5 separate regions of the Mus musculus genome follow, and all the other regions are linked to region 1. A link is a loop called in an ENCODE intact Hi-C map of the cell type or tissue named here. Cell type or tissue: heart. All regions are shown on one strand. Region 1 overlaps Angel2 (angel homolog 2). Region 2 holds the start of Flvcr1 (feline leukemia virus subgroup C cellular receptor 1). Region 3 overlaps Atf3 (activating transcription factor 3). Region 4 overlaps Nsl1 (NSL1, MIS12 kinetochore complex component). Region 5 overlaps Gm46178 (a long non-coding RNA gene).

Region 1 (5,000 bases):
GTTAGAAAGCACTAGTGGGGAGCAGTAGACATGTAGATGGTCACATAAGGAAACACGCGTGGAAAGCCTGCATCTCTCTGTAATGACTCGTGCGTTCTGAACTGTCGGCACGGGAGTGAAGGGCCTGCTTGTCGTTTCTGATTACCTCCATGAAAAACATAAACATTTTAGTGCATAAATAGTTAAAGTCTGTTCACTTAAGATGCCTGTTGAAATTCTGTGCAGGTATCTGGCCAGGAACAGTCTTCACGGGGACAAAGAATTTTATCTATTCCAATTTGGCCCCCAAACCTAGGCATCTCTCAGAACTGTGTTTATGAGGCACAGCAGGTTCCCAAAGTAGAAAAAACAGGTGAGTGTGGGGGACATTTTGGCAGTCTGCTGGGTAATGTTCTTCCCTTTGAAGTCATCAAGCTAACATGTGAAACTTAGTATCTCCGGCATTGAGTATCATGTACACAGACAGAAATAGCTTCTGGCTTCTGCTCATCCTTTTTTTTTTTTTTTTTTTTTTTTGATATGCTCCCAATTTCCTTTTTAAGAGTTAAATTTTTGGGACTTGAGAGATGGCTCACAGGCCCTGAACTCAGTTCCCAGCACCCACACAACCTTCTGTAATGATGGGATCAATGCCCTCTTCTGGTGTGTGTCTGAAGACAGCAATGGTGTACTCACATACATAAAATAAATCTTTAAAAAAAAAAAAAGTTAAGTTCCAACGTTATCTGTGCATGAGTGACTTGCATGTGGCCTTAGAATTGTTTGCACTTCCCCCTGATTCTGTAGGCCATCAAGATATAGATACAGGATCAAACATTTAACCCGACTTCTAAACTAGACATGAGTCGGAAGGACTCGAGAGAAAGCTATGCTCCGGCAAACTAGAACAGAATCTATGCACATTGGATTGATATGATTCCCTCTGCTCTTTCAGACAGTGATGTGACTCAAGCACAGCAGGAGAAAGCGGAGGTCCCAGTGTCAGCTGACAAGTGAGTTCCAGCTTCCCACATGTGAAATTATGAACATGCACCACCTTTTATATTTAGTAATGCTATAAATATAAGTCCTTAGACATAGTAAGGAGTTACCTGTGGTTATTGATTTAGCTTACAAAAATCAAGGGCCATATTTTTTTTTTTTATTTAATTTAGCAGAGATCCAGATGGTCCCGAGTAGCCTTGCACACACTGACCACTGAAAGCATCCTTCAAAACACAACCAAAGTCAGGCAGCGGGGGCTCACCCCTTTAATCCCAGCACTAAGGAGGCTGAAGCAGGTAGATCTCCCAAGTTTGAGGCCAGCCTGGTTACAGAGTGAGTCCCAGGACAGCCAGGGCTACATGGAGAAACCCTGTCTCAAGAAATACAACCAAGAAGTGCACGCTGTGGCTCATTATGTAAATGGAGGCTCTCACAGGTATAATTTTAAGATCTGATTTAGCATATTGATACTTTTTACCCCATGGGCTTTAGACGTCATTTGCTTACAGTCACTGCATCGGTAAAGGAGCTCTCACTTGGAATATGGTTTATTTCAGTGAAACTCCTCTAGCTGGATGTGATCATAACATTGTGGTCATTGAGGCAGAAGTATCATGAAAAGGGGGACAGCCTGGGCTATGTAGTGATATTGAGGTTAGCCTGATCTATATAAACTTTCAGAAAACCCAGGCATAGTGGCTTATACTTATACCAGTACTCAAGCAACTGAGACAAGAATTGCCGCAGATTTGAGGCCATCCTACGCTATAGAGTAAGTTCCAGTCCACCTGGGCTATAATGTAAGACCTTGTCTGAAAGAGAAAATCAAAAGCATCCTAGTCTTTGAGAATGGAGTAAAAGGTAATTTTTCTATGAAATCTTTTCCTTTTGCTTTAGAGTGTCCTCGCATCTACAGCACGGTTTCAGCTTGTCATCTGTCTATTCCCATTATGTTCCTGACACTGGAGTTCCAGAGGTGACCACCTGCCATTCCCGAAGTGCCATAACTGTTGATTATATTTTCTACACTGCAAAGAAGGAGAACACTGCTCAGGGGCCAGGTAAAGAGTGTGTGGAAACACGATGCTAGAACGCACAGGGCCTTTGCTGAGTGCAGCAGCAAGGCAGAGGGCTAGCTGTAGGGGTTGATGGATGAACTGGCTGGCTGGATGAATGTGACTGACTGCACAGAGCTTAACAGCCTACAGAGAACAAGGCAGTAATGAACCCCAACACAAACTCCCACAGAACTGCAGCCTTAGTTTGGCCCTTCAGTGCCAGTTGGAGTATAAGTCCTAGGCCGCCATCCACTCTTCATCATACATCCTGCCTCCCCATGGCAGCCACTGAGTAAGATGGTGAAGAACCACAGTTCTAGGATGGCTTCCAGCAGATCAGAGCTGCTGCCCACAGCAGACACTGGGCGTGCTGACCCTGGGGCTGCTCTCAGAAACAGAAGTGGGCAGTACATTCCTTGTTACAGCTCAAGAAGTCAGGTTGTATAAGCCAGCTGAGGGTTTAAAACAGGAAGCATTGAGATACTGGAAACCTAATATGTGGAATCTGTAGTGTCAGGTTGTTTCACTAAACCGACTACCCAGTGTGCCCTGCCCTCAGTTTAGACAGTAAGGTCTGGAAGTTGCCATGCCTACAGAATTCACTAGGTGGCAGGAGTACGCTACGGATCAGCAGCTCCAGTCTCCCTAAAGCATGTCACATTTCACTTGGGTGGAAAATGACTGGGCTCAAACCACACCATCTTACCCTGCAGCCCCTGCCAGGCTTCGCTCTGTGCATCAGAGTGGGCTGCTTTTCAGTCTCAGATTATTAACAATTTTATGTTACATTGTGTAGACTGTATTCATTGAAATAGAAAAAGTATCTGGCATAAATAACATGAAGCTACTGTTTAAGGATTATTAGTAACAGCTTTATAAAACTATACTCTAAAACCTTTCATATTAGTTTTCCGGTGGGCTTCGGGGTTCTGTTTCAGTGTTTTGTTTTTTAAAAAACTTTTAATTTGTTTAATGAGTTTGACTAAATGTGTGCTTCTTTAGGAGCTGAAGTTGCTTTGGTTGGTGGCTTGAAACTTCTAGCTAGACTGTCACTTCTAACAGAGCAAGACTTGTGGACTGTGAACGGCCTTCCCAATGAGCACAACTCCTCAGATCACCTGCCTTTGCTGGCCAAGTTCAGGCTTGAGCTCTGACTGCTGCTCATTCACGGGACTTCCTGTCTGTATTCTTTTCGAAGGATGTAAAAATTTTAAGTATTTGTATGCTGTTCACTTTTTGTGATGTGGGGTTCTGAATTTCTGTTATATGCTTGAAACAGATTGGAAGAAACAAATTTACAACTTTTTTTTAAATGAAATATTTTCCTGACAACTGATGTTTAAAGAACTTTATGGTAAATGACTTCTAAGTCCTGTTAAAGTTGACAGCATTTTTAAAATGTAGTTCATCTTGGCCCTGAAGATAGGAAGTCAGTGCTTTTTAGTTCATCCGGTGGTCCTGCCCGGACCTGCAAAGCTCAGCATGCTGCCTTTTCTGGAGACCCAGTTTCATTGGGAGAAGCCTGTGCGTGTTCTTAGAAATCACTGGGTCACTCACTCCTCCACAGGGTCCAAGCTTCTGAAGAGGCTTGACAATGTGTATGCTGTAGAGAACATTGGCCCATGTCACTGCTGCCCTGAGCTGTGGGATGTGCCTACATTTTGTAGTGGAAATAGTTGAGAAGTATAGATCACTCTCATACGATACGGTGGTGCACACCTTTAATCTTATTAGCATTTGGCTGATGGCAGCAGGTAGCTGTGTAAAGCCAGCTTTAGCAACACAACAAGTGTGAGGGCAGCCTGGGCTACATGAAACCCTATCTTAAGACAAAAAAAAAAAAAAAAAAAAAAAAAAAAGGTCAAGTCCTTTATATATGTCCACTCCTGCCTGGAAAAGGTTGCCATAAGGAAAGTAGATGAGCCAGGTGCATCCACAAACACCCTTAATCCCAGCATCTGGGAGACAGAGGCAGGAGGATCACTGTGTCCCAGGCTGACTAGAACTACACACAAGGCCCTGTGTCTCAAAGACCAGCAAAAGGTGGCAGACTCCAGGTTGTCCCTCTGTCTCCTGTACTTGTCTTTCTGTTTAACGATGGTGAAAGGCCCTTGGGTCAGGAGTGACATTTCGTTGAGCCGGTTTTGTATAAATGTATTAGAGAAGTGGTCTTTGGAAGGAAGCGAGAGCTCCGCAGCTGTTTATCATTTGCCTCTAACATGCAGGAGTCATCATGGGAGCTGTCACTTAGACCCGGTAGGGAGCCTCGCTGACTGTTGACTGTACAGTTGAGTTTGGTACCGTGGTACAGCAGGGTGCCATGGCGCTTGCACTGTTCTCTGCAGCCTCACAGCAGCCTGACCAGCCAGTAGCTTGCCCTGTACAAGTGTCCAGTAGTAAAATTCTAAATGTAAGTAGAAATTTCTCTGCTTTTTAAAATAGTAGACTCAGATTACAGGCATTTTTACTAAGTCATTACTGTGCAGTAATAAATGTTCTCTACAGTGAGTTTTATTAATAGAATGTTTTATATTAGACAATAAATCTTTGCAATTTAAATTTTTACTCATTTATTCCAGTTGTTTTATGTGTAGTAGACTACTGCCTCAGAGGTGTGCAGGCTAAGAAGTGCCCAGTGAGCACCAAGCAAGCCGACCCTGCTTTCCATGTAGAGTATGAATCCAATGCTGAGATGGCCCATAGTTTGCAGTAAGCCTCTCTGGGTGCTAAGGTCCTGGTTGGAGACATAATCAATCATTATCGAATTACAGTGGTGATTGTCTTCTTAATATGGAGGATGGCTTGAGGGGATTTGTACAGACATCATTGTAGGCAAACTAACATTCATAAAAACCTTTGTAAAGTTTTTATATCCTGATGAAGATAATGTGAAATTAGGCCTATTTCATGTATAGCACTTGGATACAGTTAACTTATAAATTGCTGATAGCTTATTGT
Region 2 (5,000 bases), 82 kb after region 1:
ACAGTTATAGAGGTCAAGAAAGGAGTGAGACTACCTCAAGTGAATATAGGAAGCTCCAGATATGTGCTGAGAAGAGCGAAGTCCACCTATAAGTAAATATTTCCACTTATTATCCATAAAATTAATACTTCATAAATATGGAGTTGATATTTTTGTTATGCTTAATGAAGCATTTACCTCGAAAACAATTCAGAACCAAAAAAATACCTTTTAAAAAACATCTGCTATCTAAACATAAAGAAACAACCGGGGGCTGGTGAGATGGCTCAGTGGGTAAGAGCACCCGACTGCTCTTCCGAAGGTCCAGAGTTCAAATCCCAGCAACCACATGGTGGCTCATAACCATCCGTAACAAGATCTGACTCCCTCTTCTGGTGTGTCTGAAGACAGCTACAGTGTACTTACATATAATAATAAATAAATCTTAAAAAAAAAAAAAGAAACAACCAATCAATGTATCAGTAATAAATTGTTTTTGATACATAGCAATTAAGTGACTTAGAAAAAGAAAGTAACTAATAAAATAGGCACACATATTTAGTCTCTTGGGGTATTTTAAACCATGATCTTGACCCAAGTGAGACTTGAAGTAAGAAAGTAACATTTTCTAGTTACATGGCGGCAGGTAACAATATATGTATAGAAAGGATTATAGATTTTTTTTTTAAACTAGATTTCCTTCAACTGAATGAATACTAAGCATCTTTTAAAATGTGACATTTACAGTGGTGACAAAAACATCAGGTGTCACAAGTGCCCTCTAGCAAAATTTTAAGTTACAATAACAAGCCTAAAATTAACAAATGCAAACATAATATTGTGGTGACTCATGGTGGTGTTTGGGAGCCTGAAGCAAGATTGTCAAGTTTGAGGCCAGCCAGGGGGACACTGTGATTTCCAGACCAGCCTGCCCTACACAGTGGAAGAGACCGTTTTAAATAAATAAATCACATACAAAAACCTTTTACCTACTATTATTTCTGTTATTCTAGTGGCATTTGAATTTATGATGGTAGAAAAAAACAAGATCATTTCTTAAGGAAGCCTTGACTTATCCCACTAACCATTCTTGATCAGTGATTTGCCTTCCACTGTCTCACGGTTAAGAACTAATAGCTGGACTCAGTAATACTGCCAAGTCTTTATCACCGGAGCATTTATTGAACATTCACTTATACGTGACCAGTAGGTGCCAAGCTGGGCTGACTACTAATACTAATACAATTAAATCAGGGCTGTTCCAAGGACATTTAACATGGAAACAAACTTTCCAGATCTCAAGACCTTTCTTCTGCAGTGGCGACAAAAACACCTGAGATCTCTTTTACCGCCAGTTTCCAAGCGTGCCCGTGTGTGCGCCTGTGTGTAGGCCAGAGGGCAACCTCGGTGTCCTTTCTCAGGAGCTGTCCTCCTCACCTGTCAGTGCTGGCTGGGAATACACCCTGGAGCCACCGTGCCAGGCTTTTCTCGTGGTGCTGGAGCCCAGTCTTCACGCTTCTATAGTATGCACTTTACCCACAGACCGTTGCCCCAGCCCGGCCTATGACTTCCTACCAGCCTGAAAGGATCCCAGTTATCTAGACGTTCCAGTCTTTACCTGATTGCCCAGCACTGCTGTGGCACAAGCCGTCGACACCTCCTTGGGTCCAAACCATACCGAGGCGACGGGGGAGGGCAAGCCCAGGATGAAGACCTGGGCCACGGAGCACAGGATCTGCCCCAGCATGGTGACCCAGAAGAGGTGCCGCTGCACGCTGCCGCACTTGACCCAGGCTCCCAGGCAGTTGAGGCCGGAGCCCAGCAGCGCCGTGAGCCGCAGGCCTCGCGTGTCCAGCAGCCAGGTGGCCGGGAAGATGAGGGGCACGTAGGCCACCATGTACACCATGGACAGCCAGTTGATGTGCAGCGGCGACACCTCGTAGAAGTCCTCGAACACGTTGCTGATGCTGCTGTACTGGATCCACTGGAAGGCGTTCACCAGCGAGTAAAGGCTGAAGATGAGCAGCACCACGAAGCGCCTCGGCGACAGCGCTGTGCGCGGGGGACACGCGGGGCATGGGACGTCCTCCCCGTCGCCCGCGGGCAACAGCCGGGCCTGGGTCTCCTCCTCCGCCGCTATCAGGGCTTGCGGCCCGCCCTGGGCTCCCGCGATCAGCGGGCCGAGCCCGGGGCCTCCGTTCAGCGCCTCAGGCCCGTTTTGCGGTACCAAGCGCGCCTCCCCGTCCGGGGCGCCCTTGGGCACTGGAAGGTATCCCTTCCCCAGCGGGTGCCCGGGCGCCACGGCCGGCCCCACCTCGTCATCGGGCCGCGCCATGCCTCCCGGCTCCCCGCCCCGCCGCCCCTTAGTGCTCCTCGCCGGCTCCTAGGTCCCACCCGGTTCAGCGCGCTCGCCTGCGCCGCTTGCTGACTAAGTGAAGCAGAGCTCACCGCGCCTGGCTCTTGCCGGCAGTCCCCGCCCCCAGGGCATCTCGTATCGCGTAGTGCGACCCTCCATCCAATCATTGAGCGTTTCGGAAGTCCAGAAAACCAATCGGGGAGTTGCCGAGAAGAGGGGCGGGGTCAAGCTTGTGAAGATGTAAGAGGAGCCCAAGGCAGGCGTTCTCTACGCTGTGGTTTGCTGGAGCTGCCAGGCCTTTCTCTGCGCTCGCTCCGCAGCGTTTAGCCTCAGGTTATCTTGGAAGGAGAGCGCCAGAAAGCATTTCCGTCCGCCCAAAGAAAGAGGCTTCCTCAGAAGCAGGCCTTTGCGTTGATTGAGCTGAGCGGCTCCATCCACGCAGAGGACTGAAGGAGGTAATGGACAGGTGCAGCCCCTGCCTGCCTCCTGTACCCCACCAGTAACCAAAGTCTGTGCATAAGCTAACCGTGTACTTGCACATCCCGGGACCGGATGAGGGCAGAGCTCCGGAAGCATCAGGGTCCTACTGGGCCTTAGACAAAGTCAGCCTGCTACCCTTTGGGAAGCTGTGCGTGCAAACACGGGGTGCCAGGACTTAAGATTTACTCACTCTCTCTCCCTCTGATCCTCCTTTTTAGACAGGGTGTCACCCGGGACTCTGTAGGCAGGTTGACCCGAATTCATGGAAATCCACCTATCTCTGCTTCCTGAGTGTTGGAATGACTCTGGCGCTAATGAGCTCACAGTGGCTGCAGGGGACCTGCAGAAGACCAAGCCCATAAACCTTTAGTCATGGGGAGATAGGAGAACTATTAACAGTTTGAGGGTGCAGAGGGACAAGGCATTGTCTATGGTGATACAGCCGCTGGGGAGTTCCCCATGCTGTGAATAGCTCCACAAAGTATTTTGTAAATTAATTCATTTCTTTAGGAAAAGTGAGGCTCGTATAGAGCGAGACTGTTCAGGGGGTAACGTCTCTTTCTGACAACCCGGCAAACCTGAGTTCAGTTCTTCAGCACCCGCAGAGTTGTTCTCTGACCATCACACAGGTGCCCTCCCCAACAAACACACTATGTTAAGAAAAGAAGGGAAACCCTGTAAGTTCTTCCCAGCACGGCTTTGTAGATGTTCCTTTGGAGGTTGTTTTAGATTATTGAGTAACTGAATTAGATTATTGAGTCTCTGAAAAAAAAAAAAAAACTAAATGAGGAACCCAATGGACTTAATCTGCGCTCAAAACGTTTATTTTGTGAATTTATAAAAATATGAATTGTGTTTTTAATGCTCAACAAAATTTATCTTAAGTATTCAGAGATGTTAATGGTCTCATGGACTGTGGAGCCTGTGAAGGCTCCTAAACAAACAAATAAACAAACAAACATGCTCAAGCTGAGCACACGCCTGTAGTCCCAGTTATTTGGAGGCGAAGGCAGAAGAATCATCCAGGCCCACAGATTTAAAGGGAACCTGGCAGCCTGGCCAACAAAACAGGATTGCATTGGAGACTTTTGTTTACTTGTTTTTCTTTTACTTATTTTTGTTTTGTTTTCCATATGGAATCTCAAATAACCTAGACTGGCCTTAAACTAAGGAGCTCACTATGGAGCAGAGAATAACCTTGAACTCCTGCTCCTCCTGCCTCAGCCTCCCAAGTACTGAGATTGCAGGCATGTGCCATCAGGTTCAGTGTTAGGCAGTGTTGAAGGCAAACCCAAGACTTCTTGCATACCAGAGAGCCACTCTGCCGCCTGAGCTACATCTCCAGCCCAAACTGTTTTAAAAACACAAATGTTCAGAAAGGGGAGCCAGGGGTCGAATGTTGGGTACCTTTCTGTCCTTGCCCAGTCATTTAGATTACTTGCAAATTGACTCCCTTTCAAAAGTCCCAAACTGGAAAAATATAGTAGATATTATTTCCCTATAATCTGGTGAGAATTGGAGATCATCTCTTACCAGATCTGACAGATAACCTCTTCCCTGCATGGAATCAGGGGTTCTTGTTTGTTTAGGCTCCTTGTGCTTAAAGGGCATTTGTCCTCTCTTTTGTTAACAAGAAGAGTTGGTTGACAACAACTCCCGAGGTTTCTGGAATGGTCGATCAGCTCTGATTTTCCCTGCAGATGTTTATGTTACTCTTGCTCTCCTTCTCATGTGCCCTTCTTGCACATGACAGAGTTCTGTTTATAACACTGTAACCATACACAAAGTCTATTTATTACCTAGGGAGTCTGTGGGAGAGGAAAAGGACATCATAACTAAGGAGGGGCTATGTGGGTGATATATATATATATACATGACATATTAAATATATATGTGTGTGATATGTTGTATATATTATATTATGTATTTTTTAAAGATTTATTTATTTTATATGAGTACACTGTTACTCTCTTCAGAGACACCAGAAGAGGGCATTGGATGTCATTACAGATGGTGTGAGCCACCATGTGGTTGCTGGGAATTGAACTCAGGACCTCTGGAAGAGCAATCAGTGCTCCTAACCTCTGAGCCATCTCTCCAGCCCCATATTATGTATTTTTATTTTGTTTTATTTTCCCCCAGACAGGGTCCCTCTACGTAGCCCTGACTATCCTGAAATTCCCCA
Region 3 (5,000 bases), 240 kb after region 1:
CATTTCAGGCTCTTCTGTGGCCGGTATGCAGAATATACAAATGTGGCCTCGGTCCCAAAAGGAAGGAAGGAAAAAAAAAGTACAGCGCCTGCCGTGATCCCATTTTCAGTCTCCTTTCAAAAAGAATCGGGAAGACACTTGAATTGGGCCACATCTGTTAGCCAGTGGAAGCTGGGGCCCTGAATTCAACAACTCTGTGGCAGAACTTTCTCCTGGAGGAAACTGGGTCCGAATGAAGAAGGTAAACACACCGTGGGGTATGTTTCTTTGCCCCAGTCACTGGCAGGGAACGGCGGTAGTGGTGGTAACTCAGGTCATGCAGGAATACGGAGCCCCTTCTTAACGAGATGGCTGGCAAAGCAAAGGACCTCACTCAGCAGGCAAAAGCCAGGAGCAAAGTTCTGGTTTTATGGGGGTGTTGTTTAGCTTTGACATGCAAGGAGCAAAGCTTGGAACAGGGCCAAAGAAAGATCTAGGATGAAGGAGCAGGCAATTTGGCCCTATGGGACTCAGTCTACATGTGGAAGTTGGCTGAGAAAGCGAGCAAACCATTGCTGAAGCTCTGTCCCGGCTGGCCAGTTAAACAACTGAATAAATAAAGTGCAGCCGAGGTGGCCGAAGCAGATGACCTCATCAGTCTATAGGTCAGCAAACCCACAGGGGTGACAGGGGGAACCACGGGCAGAAGCAATCTAGGAAGAGTGTTCTGGTGCCTCTTTCTGCTGCAGACTTGCTGCCCCCATCGCCCCCACGGGCCTTTTCCCAAAGCAGGAGCGGTATAGGGACCGTCCTCGGCTACACTGGTCATCAGCCAAGTCCCAGAGGGCAGTGAGCCTTTTGGCAAATCTCTAACATTTAAGGAGAAATCTATCTACCTTGTCTCCCTTGAGCTTTGCAGCCAGCGTTGTGAAAACTAGTCCCATTTTAGACATGAACTTACTGAGATTTAGTCAGATCACATTAACATGGGATAGTATGGGGCACTGGGATTTGTTTTGCGTGGTTTCAGAACTCACAGCCTTCCATAAAATCCCTATACCAGAATTTGTTTGTTTGTTTGTTTGTTAACTGAGATTTGAAGACTGCTCAGTTATGTGTGGTGATAGTACCCTGGTGTACTATCTCTTCTGTAAAGGAAGGCTGGTAATGAGTACCCTAATTCCCCAAGAGTGGTGGAAGCAATTTGGGAAATAATACAAGAAATGCCCTGGAAAGCATTCTGCCATGAGGAGCTACTCTGGGTCTCCCAGGAGCTCCCACAGAGGGATGGCTGCTCTCCTACGGAGACTCCCTGGGGTCTGGTCACCTTCTTGAGCCCTTCCTGAAGATCCCTTTCCCTGGATATTAAGGCCCACTGGTGGAGGCAGAAATTCCAGAGCAGTAAAAGAACTCAAAAAGATGTATACAATTCTTTTCCAGACAGGAGTAAGAACTGAAGGTCTCTTAATTGGAAGCTGTAACCTTGTACCTGGGGGATGTTTCTATGACTTCTGAAGCCAGAGGCTCGGCATCCTCCTATATATTCTCCTTTGCATTTTATTGGAAATACAGACAAACAAACAAAAACCCCAACAGTCCAGGGGTGGAATTCAGGGCTGCCACTGGCCTGGCCATCATTTGTAGGACTGAATAGTTCATCTATACTTAACTAGTTCATCTATACTTAACTAGCTTGAGCCACAGCAGTTGAGCATGAGCCTTTAGCAGCCCAGTTAAGTTTATTAACGAGCCCTTTGAGGTTAAAGTCCGCTGTATAGGACTTCCCCCAACAGCATTCTTAGTGTAAAGTCAGGAAGAAACTGAGGAATGTCAGTGGTATGGAATGTTTCTGTGAAGAGCTGGGGGTGGGGCTTACTTGGGGACACAAGCATGTTAGAAAGCTGTTAAGAAGCCCCCATGGGGGCACACTCTGTAAGATTTGGGCTCTTGTCTTTTCTGGTTTGTCTTGCACAGAGGTCTCCAGAGAGTCAGGCAGAGCCAGGCTGTGTCCTCCAGGGAAAGAAAGTTGAAAGTTTCAACTTGATTTCAGGAGCTGAGGCCCCAAAGAGGGGAGATTTGGGGTGAGCTGAGTGAACTTTCTACACTGATCATAAAGCTGTCTTTCAGATATGCTTCCAGATGCTGCTTCATGACTTCCAACCAGAAATTATGCCGCACCATCGGCAATCTCGCCATTTTCAAGAAAATGAAACTTCCCTCACTTAACTGGAAATTCAGCTCCTAGATTTTTATCTCCTAGTAGCTTATGATGGCTTTGAATTTTCACTTTTGATTTCCACTTCCTTCCACCAAGCTGTCTGCAAACTGTCCTGTAGTACTAGGGAACCAGTACTCCTTCCTGACTCTACATCCTGTCCTTTCTCCTGTTTGAAGGCTGGAGGCGGGAGGCTGGGCTTGAGGGTCAGAGACAGCATTTCCAGGTCTGCCTCTGGTTCTCACTAGTTGGGCACCCACTCCCGAGCCAGAGGCTTTCTGACCTTCAGTTCCTATCTGAACTGACCAGTTCCCTCCCAGGGCTGTGGGGAACAACACATCACATGCACAAACTTTAAAACATAAGGAAATTAGGATCCATACATTCACATTCTCCCTGCCCCTCAGGGACCCTGATCTAGTTCAGTTCAGTTTAGTTCTAGTCATCAGGAATTGACTGGAACCCTCAAGAATTTCAAGCCAGTCTGTCACAACTGGTGGTTGACCCCCGAGTTCCTAAGACACCAGGTGAATTACACCCAATTGGCTGACATCAGCATTCCTCCATTAGGGTTGGATTGGCCAAGATTGTGAGTTCTCACATAGGAAACCATTTCTCTCTTGAAGTTTCTGGGGGGTCCTGGCTATGTCCCTCCTCCCTTGACAAGGAACCCCTGTAGCCAGTTCCTTAAAGAATCACAGACTTTGGCTAAAGGAACTCAACGGGACTCCCAGCATTAGAATTGTCTAGCTCAAACCCCCATTTTGTCATTGAATAAACTGAGGTCCCAGAAGGAAAGCACTTGCCTAACTAAACTCACAGAGATGGGTGTGGTCCAGTCCAGCCAAGCTGCCCACACCCACCCTCTACTCATTCTGCACTACCAGGAGGACCCATCAGTTAGTTCAATAGATCAACCAAATAAGCAACCACAGAGAGAGCTGCCTGCCAGGGGGGCAACTGAGGGCTGAAGAGACCCATACCTGGCACCCCTCATAGAGGAGGCTCTGACAGAATGAAGACCAGAAGAAACTGGTGTGCCAAGAAGGGATTTAGATAGCCACAGGTGCTGGGCAATGCCTTCTTCACTCTGGGAACCTGGTCAGCAGCCTCTGAAACCTCTTGATAGAAGCAACAGCAACCCCCACCCCAGCCCCACCCGCTCCAAGCAAGAGCCTGTATGTGGTAACATTATCCCATAACAAATGCAACATGCAAAACATGTGCTCCCTTCTTGGTGACACATGCCTGTAATCTCAGCACTTGGGGACCGAGGCTAGAAGACTGCCATAAGTTTAAAGCAAGCCCCAGTTACATAGGGAGACTTTGTCTCAAAAGAGTGGAACAACAGGAGGGGAGAATAAACCTTTTAAATAATCGGGCTTGGCAACTCCTTTAATTTATAAGAAAGCTCGTGAGCTACATGATTAAATCAAATAAAATGGCTAAGAGGAAAATACAGAAATGGGAGTTGAAAATGAGCATGGGGTCGAAGCAGGGAATCAATCCAACGGGAGAGAGCTAGGAGACAGAGATGTAAGAGAGGCCCCCTTTCCTGTCCTGTCTCAGAGACCGGCTAGGAACGCTGGGTGGGGGAGCCTCCACACTGAACATCCCTCCCTGGCTCCTTTTACTTTAATTATTTTAGTCTAGAAACAAATCTGTCAAAAGCTGGCTATCTGAAGCACACAGCGCACAGAAAGGTGCTGGGCGTGTGGGCCTGTAATTTCAGCACTTGGGAGGCTGAGGCAGGAGGATTGGCCGGAGTTTTTATGGGCAGTCTGGATTACAGAGTGAGACTCTGTCACGAGAATACAAACAACCCCCCCCCCGCACGCCCCCCCCCCCAAGTACAAGTGGTTCCACACCCTGGTCCCTCCACCCGCTTGATCCGATTCCTTCGCTTCCCTTCCAATACATAAAGAAACTCAAGGGCCGGTTAAAAGTCAGCCAGAGCACAGCAAGTCACAACAGCGAGTGAGGCTGGAAGTGACGTCTCAAACCTAGCGGTCCGAAGTTAGCTGGTGCGGAGACCTCTCGGCCTTCAGCCCCGGGACAGCGCCACACCAGGGCTCGCCGCCTCCAAACTTATCCTAACACACTTTCGCTCACAGCGCTCTACGCGGTCATGCTGCCCAGATCTCTGCTCCGGGGAGCGCAAGGCGACCTCCAGCGGCTGTGCCGGACCTCCGTTCGAGCGTCCGGTCTTCATTCATTTAGCTCGATACCGGGAGCAGCGCTTCAACAAGCCGCGGCCACTGCGCCTCTACGCGGACTTAGGAGGGACCCGCTCCGAGTCCAGGGTCCGGGACAAGAAGTGATGGATGGAAGAGGGGACCCCGATCGCCAGAGTGTGAGTCACCTCCGCGCACCAGCACCCACCTTCCACCCAGACGACCTCTCCTAGTTGCAAACTGAGAGCGCAACTCCTCCGTCCCTGGGCATCTTTCACGCCTCGAGTCAAAAGAGAAAGTTCGTTCTTTCACTTTACCAGAAACTTTTTACCAGCTAAGAACGGCAGCGGCAAAGAGCGGCTCAGCCGAGCGACTGTGGCACGGACACTAGGGCTTCAGTCTCCGGTGGCGCAAGGGTCCCGGGACTGGTCACCAGAGGGGAACTTAGGGTGAGGAGGGCAGCGCTCCTCGGTGTGGCTCTAACTCACCTCCAGTCTTCGCTCGGGGCGGCCAGGGTCCAGAGAGCGGCCAGAGGCGGGTGGTCTGTCCCGCCGGCGGGCGAGCGCCAAGGACTCTGCCGGAGCGCGGGTTAGCCGATTGGCTCCACTGGGGAAGCACCGTGCGCGGCGTCT
Region 4 (5,000 bases), 130 kb after region 1:
TTGGTCAGTGCAGTGACCCAGAAGCAAAACTGGGCTCATTGCCCAGGCTTTCATTTCCACTTTTTCATTTCCCCGTGCTTTAGAGGGCAGGCGACTAGGAAACGCTGTTCTCAGGCTGCTGAACTTCCACATTTGTAAGGGCAGCTCCCCCACAACACACACACCCTCTACCGATTACTTACCATTAGGTAAGATGTGGTTCTCATTTGTCAGGAGCAACCTTGAATAGTCATTAATGGAAAGTCCCCAAAGTGGAGAGCTCTTTCCCCACCTTACACAGTAGTGATGGCAGAGCTATCTTAGGTTGTTCTGGGCTGGCCTGTAAGTTCAGGCAGCCTGTCTTGTTTTCTGGCAATGCTACACCTCTGAGCAGTCTGTGTGTAGATGACAACAGGTGGTTAGCATCTATGTCAGAGTCGACATGTGTGCCTGGGCTATGGGACTTTTACTTTAAGGAGGATAAGAGAGTTTATTTTGAAGATAAATAGGACTGTGGCTGGGGAATACAGATTTAGGTTACTGCAAATTTCCTGTTGCAATGTGGTAACAATTTCATGGCCTTTTGTGATAACAACAGAAAACCATAAACTGAGATAGACGCTTTCAAAGTGCATCAGTGGAAGCATCAGCAGGTGGTTACAGAAAGGCCTCATGCTCTCCGACAGAAGATTCAGCGTTCTGGTTGTTAGACACTGGGGTCTGCTTGTATATTTTAAAGGATTTATCTAATGGTCACAAAGATGTCAGGTCACTTACAAAGGAGGACACACAGGGCAGGAGAGATGGCTCAGATAATGAGGCTCTGGCCTTGAAACATCTTATCCCTCCCCCCTGTTCTCACTAAGCTAGTCAGCCTTGATGTCGCTCCCAGTGAGGGGTGCTTCTTTTAGGAATGTTTAGTTGGCATTGGTAAGAGTGGTACACATTGGCGTCATACAGATTTCTTGGTGAGTGTGTCGAGGAGGAGCGTGGAGAACACTTCTAAGGGACCCCTTCCTGACCCTGCATGGCCTTATGGGTCTGCCATGAGCACTGAGACCTTGGAAGGCCAATCAGTGCTCCTGTATCCTGAGTGCTTGTGTTCTTCTCAGTTATAAAAGGTGACAGACTCACTTAGAATCATGGTGAGTAAGGCCACCAAAAGCTTATTGCTTTGGGATTTCTTTAGCAAATATTTGTGGTAGAAGATGTTTTAACTTCTTACAAATGTTTACTATTTATTCTGTGCGTCTGTGCACACAGCATGTGTGTAGGTCGAGGACAACTTGGAGAAGCCCATTCTCTCTTTCTGCCATGTGGGTTCTAGGAATCAAACTCAGATTGTCTGGATTGGCACCAAGTGCTTTTTCGTGCTTAACTATCTTGCCAGCCAAGAAAATAGTTTTTATGTATGTAAATAGTCTATCCACATGTTTAATGAGTTTTGTTTAGTGTTGTGTTTTGTTTTTGAGACAGGGTCTTGCTGGATAGTACAGGATGACCTGGGATGTGTAGTCATCTTGCCCTTGCCCTCTGGGCCCTGCGCTCACAGGTGCCTGTCACCTCCCTTGACTTGTAGAGATTATTTTTAAGTACGTATGTTGTCTTCATTGTTAAAAGTCTTTGTTTGAGTTTATTCCTAGAATTATTGATAACTTGGGGTTGGTTTGGTTTGGTTTTTTATTTTTGTTTTTGAGACACCATGTATCCCTGACTGGTCTGGAACTGTCTGTGTAGACCAGGCTGATCTCAAAAGTAGAGTGCTCACCTCTCTGCCTCCCAAGTGCTGGGATTAAAGGTGAGCACCACCACGTGCTGCAGATACATTTTAGGCTTGAATGGAAATGATTGAGGTTACTTAATTAAAAAAAGAAGACATACTGTAAATTCATAGTTAGACATCTAATTTTAGAATGGTATTGCATATTTTTCATTTCAAGAAACTTTCATTATGCTGGAGCTAAGTTTTGCCCAATTGTGACTTACTCTTTCAGGAACACAGTGTGTGATTTCTGGCAGAGTGATATTTTCAGAGTTACATTGGATTCTAGAAGAAGTGAATTCTGACTCTATCCGGTTGCAGTTCCCTTTCCTGGGTTATTTGGAAAGGAGGCTGTGAGCCTGCTCTGCAATTATACATTCCTGGGTGTGGTAAGCCCTTGAGGTTATCCATCAGTCCTGCTTCTAACGTTGTCTTCCTCTTCCTATCTTGACCAACTCTCCTTGCCTGCTGCAAACCTTCATCCTGTCTGCCCCTCTCACACCGTCCTGGGAGTTTCCTCACGTCCCTGCTGGATCTGCTTCCTGCTTCCTGTTTTGTCCTGTTTCTCACTTATTTCCTTATTTGGGTAGAGTATATCCTGTCCTCCCGCCTCCCACCTGGAACTCCCCAGTCCATTTGATCCCTGTTTAAGGCAAATTCTCCCTAATACAGTTCCCCTGTGTGTGATGTCACCCTCTTTGATTAAGGAAGTGTCCTCTATGATGGTTGTGTCCCGTCATAGCTTTTGAGCACCTACTCTAAAGTTCTGTGATTGCCACCAAAGATCCCAGGATTGGAGAACCCGGGCCTCTTCCCAGGAAGTTGTCAATGCTTAGGGATTTTCCAGGCTTCTCGTTATTGCCCACACTGCCCTCTAGTGGGCCTTCGGGAGAGCTTGCAGGATGTTTGGAGATGGTAGTCATACAGGAATACTAAATGCCTTATGTGTCTAGACCATCATTAGAATATCCGTCACACACTTGGGTGTGAAAGTCTGTTTGTAAGTATGCAAGCCTTCACCCTACCTCCATGTCACACACAAGCCCAAACCACTCTTGGGCTTATGTGTTCTCACTGTTTGTACAACAGATCAAAACAGGTATTATTCAGCAACGGGAAAGTAAAGACCAAAAGGTGGCTTAGGTGTTTTAGGAATTGTTTGTATTAGTCATAGATAGAACTTAATCTGTAAGAAGCCTTGAGAAGGGGGTCACAGGTCAGGGACTATAGCTGCTGCTGCTGCTAGTAAAAGCTACAATGATGAAGACTGGCTGCCTGTTCAGGCATAGAAGTAAAATTTGTTTACTTCTTACAAAAAGTGTGTTTGTTGCAGAGTAATGTATAGTACACAACTTGTTGAAGTTATGCATGCATTCCTACATACATGCATACATATTAAAAAGCCACTATCGAGCCGGGCGTGGTAGTGCACACCTTTAATCCCAGGGAGGCAGAGGCAGGCAGATTTCTGAGTTTGAGGCCAGCCTGGTCTACAGAGTGAGTTCCAGGACAGCCAGGGCTACACAGAGAAACCCTGTCTCGAAAAACAAAACAAAACAAAACAAGCCACCATGTAGAGATATCTGTGTGGTTTCTAGATACAGATGATGAACATTTTAAACTCTGTTCAAATGTTGTCTTATTATGTTTTCATGTATACTGTGAATACAACAGAGTATCTTAAAAACCTGGAATAGTAAAGAAAAGTTATTGTGTTTCTTCAGGTCAACAGCTGAGCCTGTGTCTTTAAGTTCAGAAGTATTTTATCTGGGAGAGAGTAAAATAAGGAACAAGATATATTGGACACATCCCCAGAGACCTGAAGACCTCCCAAAAGGCTTGTCTGGTGACCAAGCATTTAACACATTGGCCTTTGAGGAACATTCTAGATCTACTGGAATGTTCTAGATAGTCACTCGTTGAAAATTTTAATTTACACTTAGGACTAAATGCATTGATTTGAAATCTAATGTTGGATTTGTTACCTGTTACTTAGTAACTTATGTCAAAATTTAACAGCTTAAAACAATAAACACATCCTATATGCCTTGTGGTTTCTGAGGTCAGTAACCTGGTAGGAGCTTTAGTTCCTCAGGGCATGGGCATGCACCTCTAAGCTTCCTGTTACCTTTCAACTTGTTCCTCCCAGTGTCGTGACAGAGAGTACCACCCATGAAGGAACTTGTCCTCAAACACCTTCATCTTGGCTCTAATGTGCTGTTACTGGAACTTTAAGTCACTATCCATGCAGAGAAGAGAAGAACCTCATGCACACGAGTGCACCCTAAAGTGGGCTCATCGGAGCATTGTAAAGCTGGCCGATGCACACAGAGACATTCATGTTCTGTTGCTGTATTAGGAGGCTCTGAGGGAACAATCAGTGGGGTCAGTATGAGAGAGCGAGTACATGTGAGTGTTCCGAGAGCGGCCCACAGACTCTGGGCCGGGTAGTTCAACTATGGCTGACTCCCAGCAGAAAGGCCAAGGTTCAGTGAATTTCCAATCTGGTGCTGGAGTCCTGGAGAATTCTAGGGAGCTGCTGGTATTCAGTCTAAATTGAAATCCCAGAGAAGTAGGCTCTAATAACAATGAAGGAATGCCTAAGCAGCAAGATAGATGAACTTGCCAGCAAGAGCAAGGGCAAGCAGGCAAAGAGCAAAAGCTTCCTTTATCCACGTTCTTCTCTGAGGGCAGCCAGCAGACGGCGTGGTCCAGAGTTAGGGTGGGTCTTCCAGCTTCAAGTGATCCAGTCAGCAAAATCACTCACAGACCTTATTCAAGTTGACAACCAAAATTAGCCATAGTTGTAGTGGAAATATACATAAAACTTAGCATGTTAGAACTGGAGAGAGGGCACAGCAGTTAAGAGCACTTGCTGTTCTTAGGAGAGGGCTAGAGTTGGGTTCCCAGCAAGCACTCATGTCTGGTGGCTCATAACCTCCTCCAAGTCCAGCTCCAGGGGATCCGACAACCTCCTCTGGTCACTGTAGCCATGTTCATACACATACACAAATAAAAATAGTAAAAAAAAATATTTAAGTTGACCATTTTGTGCATTTTGAAGCAGCCCATCATCCACTGATAGCCAGTGCTGTGCATCCCAGGGGTTCCAGAGCAGGTTACTACTCGGAAGAGGCCCACAGCATCACAGCCGTCCCAGCCCGGGCAAGCACTGCCTGTATTCTGGCTGCATGGCTTTGCCTATGGCGAGTGCGACGCTGCCGTGCACGCTTTCTGTGCCTCATGTGTTCCTAGTGCT
Region 5 (5,000 bases), 180 kb after region 1:
GTGTGAAACCCTAGAACCCAGGTTAAAAAAAACAGCAAAACAGCCAGGTGTGCCAGAAATGCTATCACTCATAGAAGACAGAAGCAGGATCCCTGCACACACACACACACACACACACACACACACACACACACACAAACATGCACACACACAAACATGCACACACACAAAAGCAGGAAACCAAGGACAATTCTTAATTTCTTCTGATGCTCTGATGCAATAATGCTCCAGTCTTTCCATCTATTTTTGGTAAAACCAGACTTGCTATTTCAAGAGAAAAGCGCTATAGAAAGAAATAAAGGTGAACCAAGAGTTCTCCCAAGACGCCCACAGGCTCTTGCCAAACATCTCAATGAGTTCACAATAAATGAGTCAGAGTTCTCACTGGCTTCAATGTTCCTCTCCAGGTCCCTGGAGGGAAGAAGAAAGTCTAGGGACTCAGAGACCAGTGGGCTCAGTCATGGAAAAGCCAGGAGTCCTACTGCCCCTGGCAGCACACATTTCTCATTTGTCTATGGCTCCCCAGGGAGTGGCATCTAGGGACCTTTCTGAAAGACAGTCAGGAGCAGTGCTTCTCCAGACCCGGGTGGATTACCCCTGACCTCTGCCATTCATCCCAGCTGCTGCCATGTAGGGTTTCTAAGAAAGACATGGTGGGGTGACATTTCCAGGAACTGAACTTGTTTCCTAGAGATGTCACACTCTGGAATGTTCCCAGTGGCTGTCAGGGGAATTCTGGGATGACTCAAGTGAAGACCCGAACCAGTAAAGGGTGAGCCTGAAACCACACTCTCCATCCCCCACTCTGTTAAAAGGCAGCAGCATCGAAGGCTTGAGCTCCTCATCTGACCACCAGGAAGCCTCACTAGACAAACCAGAGGCACTTTCTACCCAAAGGTGGCCTCACACCTCCAACGCTCATTTGCATATGTGGTTGGCTTTATAATGAGCTTCAGCATAGCCCTCTGACAGAATCCAGTGTGACAGATGGCAGCTACCTTTAAGACCCGATTGAGGTTCAAATTGATAGAGCATGAGAGCCAGTGTGTCAGCTGACTGGTCACCATACACAGCACAATTGTACATTGCAAGCTAGACTCAGGGTAGTGCAAAACAGGGTTGCTGAGGGTGGAAGAGACACTAGTGCAGTGGGGAGCTTGCATTCCTAGTGCAGTGGAAGTGGAAGAGGTGGGCCCCAGAGCTAGCTGACCAACCAGTACAGTCTCTTGGGATCCAGCTGGAGATTCTGTCTTAAAAAAACAAAAAACAAAAAAGGCTGGACGGTATCTGAAGATGACAACCAAAGTTGATCTCTGGCTTCTGCATGCATCCATACCCAAGTGCATCTGCAGTCACATAGCACACACACTAGTGCACACCCCCACGCACATCCACATGCCCACCCACACACCCACGTGCATCTTCAGTCACTTAACACACACACAGGCACATAACACACCCACGTGCATCTGCAATCAAATAGCACACACATATACACATGCACATACACGTGCTCACTCATACACCCATGTGAATCCGTAATCACATAGCACACAGACACAGGCACACACCCATGCACACCCATGCATGCATGCACATCTGCAATCACATAGCACACACAAGCACACTCACACAAGCAAACACATACAAGCATACACACACAAGCGCACACACACGTTCTCCCACGCAACCATGTGCATCTTCGCTTTCCCTGTGGGACCCCCTACACAGCAGAGATGAGAGTCCCACACTATCATAAACTGAGTTCTGTTCTGTGCAAACTGCGTTTACAGGAGCGCAGTATCTCCTGTGCTAAGCGGGAACAAAACCTGATGTTTTAACCCTCACCCCGAATCTGTCTGTGTTCTCCTCCCCCCTACACGGGGAGGGGTGTTGCAGTGCTCTTTCCAGAACTGCCTTCAGCAGGGAAGCAGGGAGAGTGCCCTTGCACATCACTGCAAGATGAAAGCAGGAGACAAGAAAGGCTTATGGGCCAACACTGCACTCTAAAGACCGAGCGCCAGGATGGAAAAGGACTTTGGGAGAAAAGGCAGCAGGCTCAAAGCTTTACTCTTATTTGCTTGTTTGTTTGGATATAGAGGGGGTGAAACCCGGGGCTTCATGCATGCTCAAGTTCTCTAAAAATAATCTTTAGCCCATTTCTTCTAATGCATCCTATTTGAAGGTAGATGTGCCGGGCCTTGTGGCAGAGTTTCTTCTTCTGTGGAATTGTGTAACATTTAAAACCCACAGAGATTCGAGCGAGCCCACACATGGAGGCTGCGACTGGGAAAGAGGAAGGAGCTCTGCCCCGGGCGCAGCACCCCTACTTCGAGGCGCAGTACCCCGACTCCCCGAGTGTCGAGAAGTCTGCCTGGACCGGGGCTTGCGCTGCGGCTGAGGTCTGCACCAGCACGGGCCTAGAGGGCGCGTCCGCGGGGAATGGAACAGCGGTTTCCAAGCTCTCGCCCCGTCTACAAGCTCCCCGGTCCTAGAGGTGAGGCTGGGTCGGAGATCAAGCGTAGACCGCACCCGAGAGTCTCTGGCATCGCAGCGGCCCCTGGTGGCTACCGGCGGACAAACCTAACCCAGCCAGAGCCCAGAGGGTGTGTGGCTTGGGTGCCCCAGTCCCAAGCCTCCTGGGTTGGCTTTGTGAACTCCTGTCCCCCACACCCTCCGGCCTCGAACAGGTATAGAGCTGTGAGCCAGAGCCCTGTTTGTGAGTCGTGGCCTCTGACCTGCCCAGGCCTCAGGGTGATCATTTGTGAAGAGTGTTACAGTAAGGCCCTGAGGCAGGTTTACTGCAAAGCACAGTCTGCAAAAATACTTGCAACCTTAGGAATGCAAAATCCTTGGTGATGTCATCACTCAGTAATTACCGCGGGTGGACAGCTGCGAAACTCGTGTTCCACAGGTGATGGAGGCCCTGAGACTATTGCAAAGAAGCAAAGACATCTTACTTTTCAGTTTAACAGACAATCGCAGATCTAAATATTTGTCATATCTAAATAGCTTGGTGTTATATAATCTCAACACTCCAGAGGCTGAGGCAGGAGGATCATACTTAGTTCCAGGCCTGCCCAGCCACATAATGAGACCCTGCCCCGCCCCCAAAACCCAAACAACCAACCACCACCACTACCACCACCATCAACAACAACAACCCCTGAAAACCAGGGACTGGAGAGATAGCTCAGTGGTTAAGTGCACTGTCTGGTTTCTCAGCATCCATACGGTGGCTCACAACCATCTGTAAGTCTAGCCTCTGTGGATCCAATGCCTTCGTCTGGCCTCTGCAGGCACCTGCATGCATGTGGTACATAGACATACATTCAGGCAAACACTCATACACATAAAGTAAAAAATAAATATATTTAAAGAATACCCATAAAACCAAGCACAGCAGGCATGGGAGGGAGATAAGAGGACAAAGAGGCTGGCCTGGTGTATACCTTTAATCTCAGCACGGGCAGGCACAGACAGGTGGATCTCTGAATTCCAGACCAGCATGGTCTGCATAGTGAGTTACATACATGTATGATATTGTAAAAGAATAATTTTTAAATTTATATTTATCTTATGTGCATAAGTGTTCTGCCTATGTATATGTCTGTGTATCATGCACACATGTGTACATGGTGCCTGAGATGGTCAGAAGAAAGTCTTGATCCCCTAAAACTGAAACTATGACTGGCTGTAAGCCAACATGTGGGCCCTGGGAATCAAACCTGATTCCTCTGCAAGAACACCAAGTACTCTTAACTGCCACAGACCGGGCTCAGTCGGCCTCTCTCAATCCGCAGAAATTAGGGGTTCCAGCAGGTGGGCATGGAGTTGGTGAGAAAAGGGTGCCAAATGGACACAGACACAAGGGAGTGTTGTATCTGGATGTAATTTTTCACAAAGCAAACACCAATCTATAATACAGGAAACAAAGGAGTAAGGTGTCACAGCAGGCAAGGTACATTAAAGTATCTGACACAAAACAGAGGAATGCCTACAAAGGACTGACAGGAACCAGGTAATGTTTACAGTAAAGATAAAACAGCCCTGCCTAGAGTCAGCTAATGTCAGGTAAGGATTTCACACCCTAGTCACAATTTATGCTACTCCTTTGAACCTTGTGAAAGCTAGCACCAGGGGCTTCTGCTCTAGCAGACCTTCTCATGAATAATGCAATACCACAACCCCCCTATTTCCTAGGCCTTGGTAAATACTTGCATATGAGAGTAACTTGGCTGTTCCTTTAGGTATCTGTAGGGAATCTCCATTTATCAGAAGAATTCACCAACTTTCTTCTAATATGAAATGTAGTTTGCAATACCTGAATGTAATGAAGATTCTAGGTATACATAAGCCTGCCCTGAGACTTCTAACTCTTATCCAGTAGAATACTGTAAGAAAGCATGCAAGACCCTCCACAATATTGCAGGGACGAATCTGGGGCATTCTAGCTATGGGAATGCCAAGGTTCCAGGAGGCTAAGTTTCCTCAAAACTCTTTGCCTTGTGACTGCTTGCAGGCTTTTAGGCCTGCCAAGCGAGTCACTACTGGAGTGGATGTAGCACTTAACCACGGAGCCACCTCTCCAGCCCCCAAATAAAATATCTAAAACCATAACAACGAGCTGGTGAGATGGCTCAGCTGTTAAGAGCACTGACTGCTCTTCCAGAGGTCATGAGTTCAAATCCCAGCAACCACATGGTGGCTCACAACCATCCATAATAAGAAACAAATAAAAAACCTATGGGTTGGAAACGAGTGGGGCTAGAGCAAGAGGGAGAAGGGAAGGGGAATAAATAAATAAATAAATAAATAAATAACAAAAACAAACAAAGGGCTAGCTTTCATATCCATTAACCCAGGAGAAAACCTGGTTCTCACAGTGACCCTTGCTGACCCTTTTTGCAGCTATGAGGGACAAGGGTGGGCTGCACAGACCCTGGGCCTCCTTCTAAGCTGTTCACTAATTTCTCCACACTTTATGTTTTTATCTGTAA

Evidence for each region. Peaks named below come from ENCODE experiments on the same cell type or tissue, not always from the same donor. Only the 100,000 strongest peaks of a DNase experiment are listed, where the experiment ranks them.
Region 2: a loop joins it to region 1, with 5 times the contacts of the local background. A loop is called at or near these places in 3 of 42 quality-filtered maps.
Region 3: it touches region 1 in a loop (2.4-fold over the local background); 4 of 42 quality-filtered maps call a loop at or near these places.
Region 4: a loop joins it to region 1, with 7 times the contacts of the local background. A loop is called at or near these places in 21 of 42 quality-filtered maps.
Region 5: a loop joins it to region 1, with 7 times the contacts of the local background. A loop is called at or near these places in 8 of 42 quality-filtered maps.

The regions. Positions count from the first base shown.
Region 1 is chr1:190,941,896-190,946,895 of GRCm38, forward strand. Angel2 (angel homolog 2) reads left to right here. Exons shown (of 9, transcript NM_021421.4): 6 at 226-352; 7 at 935-992; 8 at 1,882-2,045; 9 at 3,045-4,596. The coding sequence ends at 3,196. Among named protein-coding and RNA genes, the nearest start is that of Angel2, 16 kb to the left of the region's middle. In heart, a CTCF peak has its summit at 2,634 (motif pointing right); a DNase peak (open chromatin) is centred at 2,656.
Region 2 is chr1:191,023,780-191,028,779 of GRCm38, forward strand. It overlaps Flvcr1 (feline leukemia virus subgroup C cellular receptor 1), which reads right to left and starts at 2,411. Exons shown (of 10, transcript NM_001081259.1): 1 at 1,598-2,411. The coding sequence starts at 2,314. A230020J21Rik (RIKEN cDNA A230020J21 gene) reads left to right here and starts at 1,572. Exons shown (of 2, transcript NR_027298.1): 1 at 1,572-2,790. In heart, a CTCF peak has its summit at 2,425; DNase peaks (open chromatin) are centred at 1,432 and 2,472; H3K4me3 peaks cover 2,628 bases; H3K27ac peaks cover 2,267 bases.
Region 3 is chr1:191,178,237-191,183,236 of GRCm38, forward strand. Atf3 (activating transcription factor 3) reads right to left here. Exons shown (of 4, transcript NM_007498.3): 1 at 4,857-5,000. Among named protein-coding and RNA genes, the nearest start is that of Atf3, 2.6 kb to the right of the region's middle. In heart, a CTCF peak has its summit at 4,354; DNase peaks (open chromatin) are centred at 2,405 and 4,425; H3K4me3 peaks cover 1,928 bases; H3K27ac peaks cover 1,976 bases.
Region 4 is chr1:191,073,152-191,078,151 of GRCm38, forward strand. The region is part of intron 4 of Nsl1 (NSL1, MIS12 kinetochore complex component); the gene reads left to right. Among named protein-coding and RNA genes, the nearest start is that of Nsl1, 13 kb to the left of the region's middle. In heart, a CTCF peak has its summit at 2,631 (motif pointing left); DNase peaks (open chromatin) are centred at 40, 2,290 and 2,560; H3K27ac peaks cover 316 bases.
Region 5 is chr1:191,123,585-191,128,584 of GRCm38, forward strand. It overlaps Gm46178 (a long non-coding RNA gene), which reads left to right. Exons shown (of 3, transcript XR_001779634.1): 2 at 1,181-1,188; 3 at 1,735-1,744. Gm31640 (a long non-coding RNA gene) reads right to left here. Exons shown (of 3, transcript XR_373868.3): 3 at 4,727-5,000. Among named protein-coding and RNA genes, the nearest start is that of Gm46178, 5.2 kb to the left of the region's middle. In heart, a CTCF peak has its summit at 2,584 (motif pointing left); a DNase peak (open chromatin) is centred at 2,547; H3K4me3 peaks cover 625 bases; H3K27ac peaks cover 582 bases; H3K27me3 peaks cover 653 bases.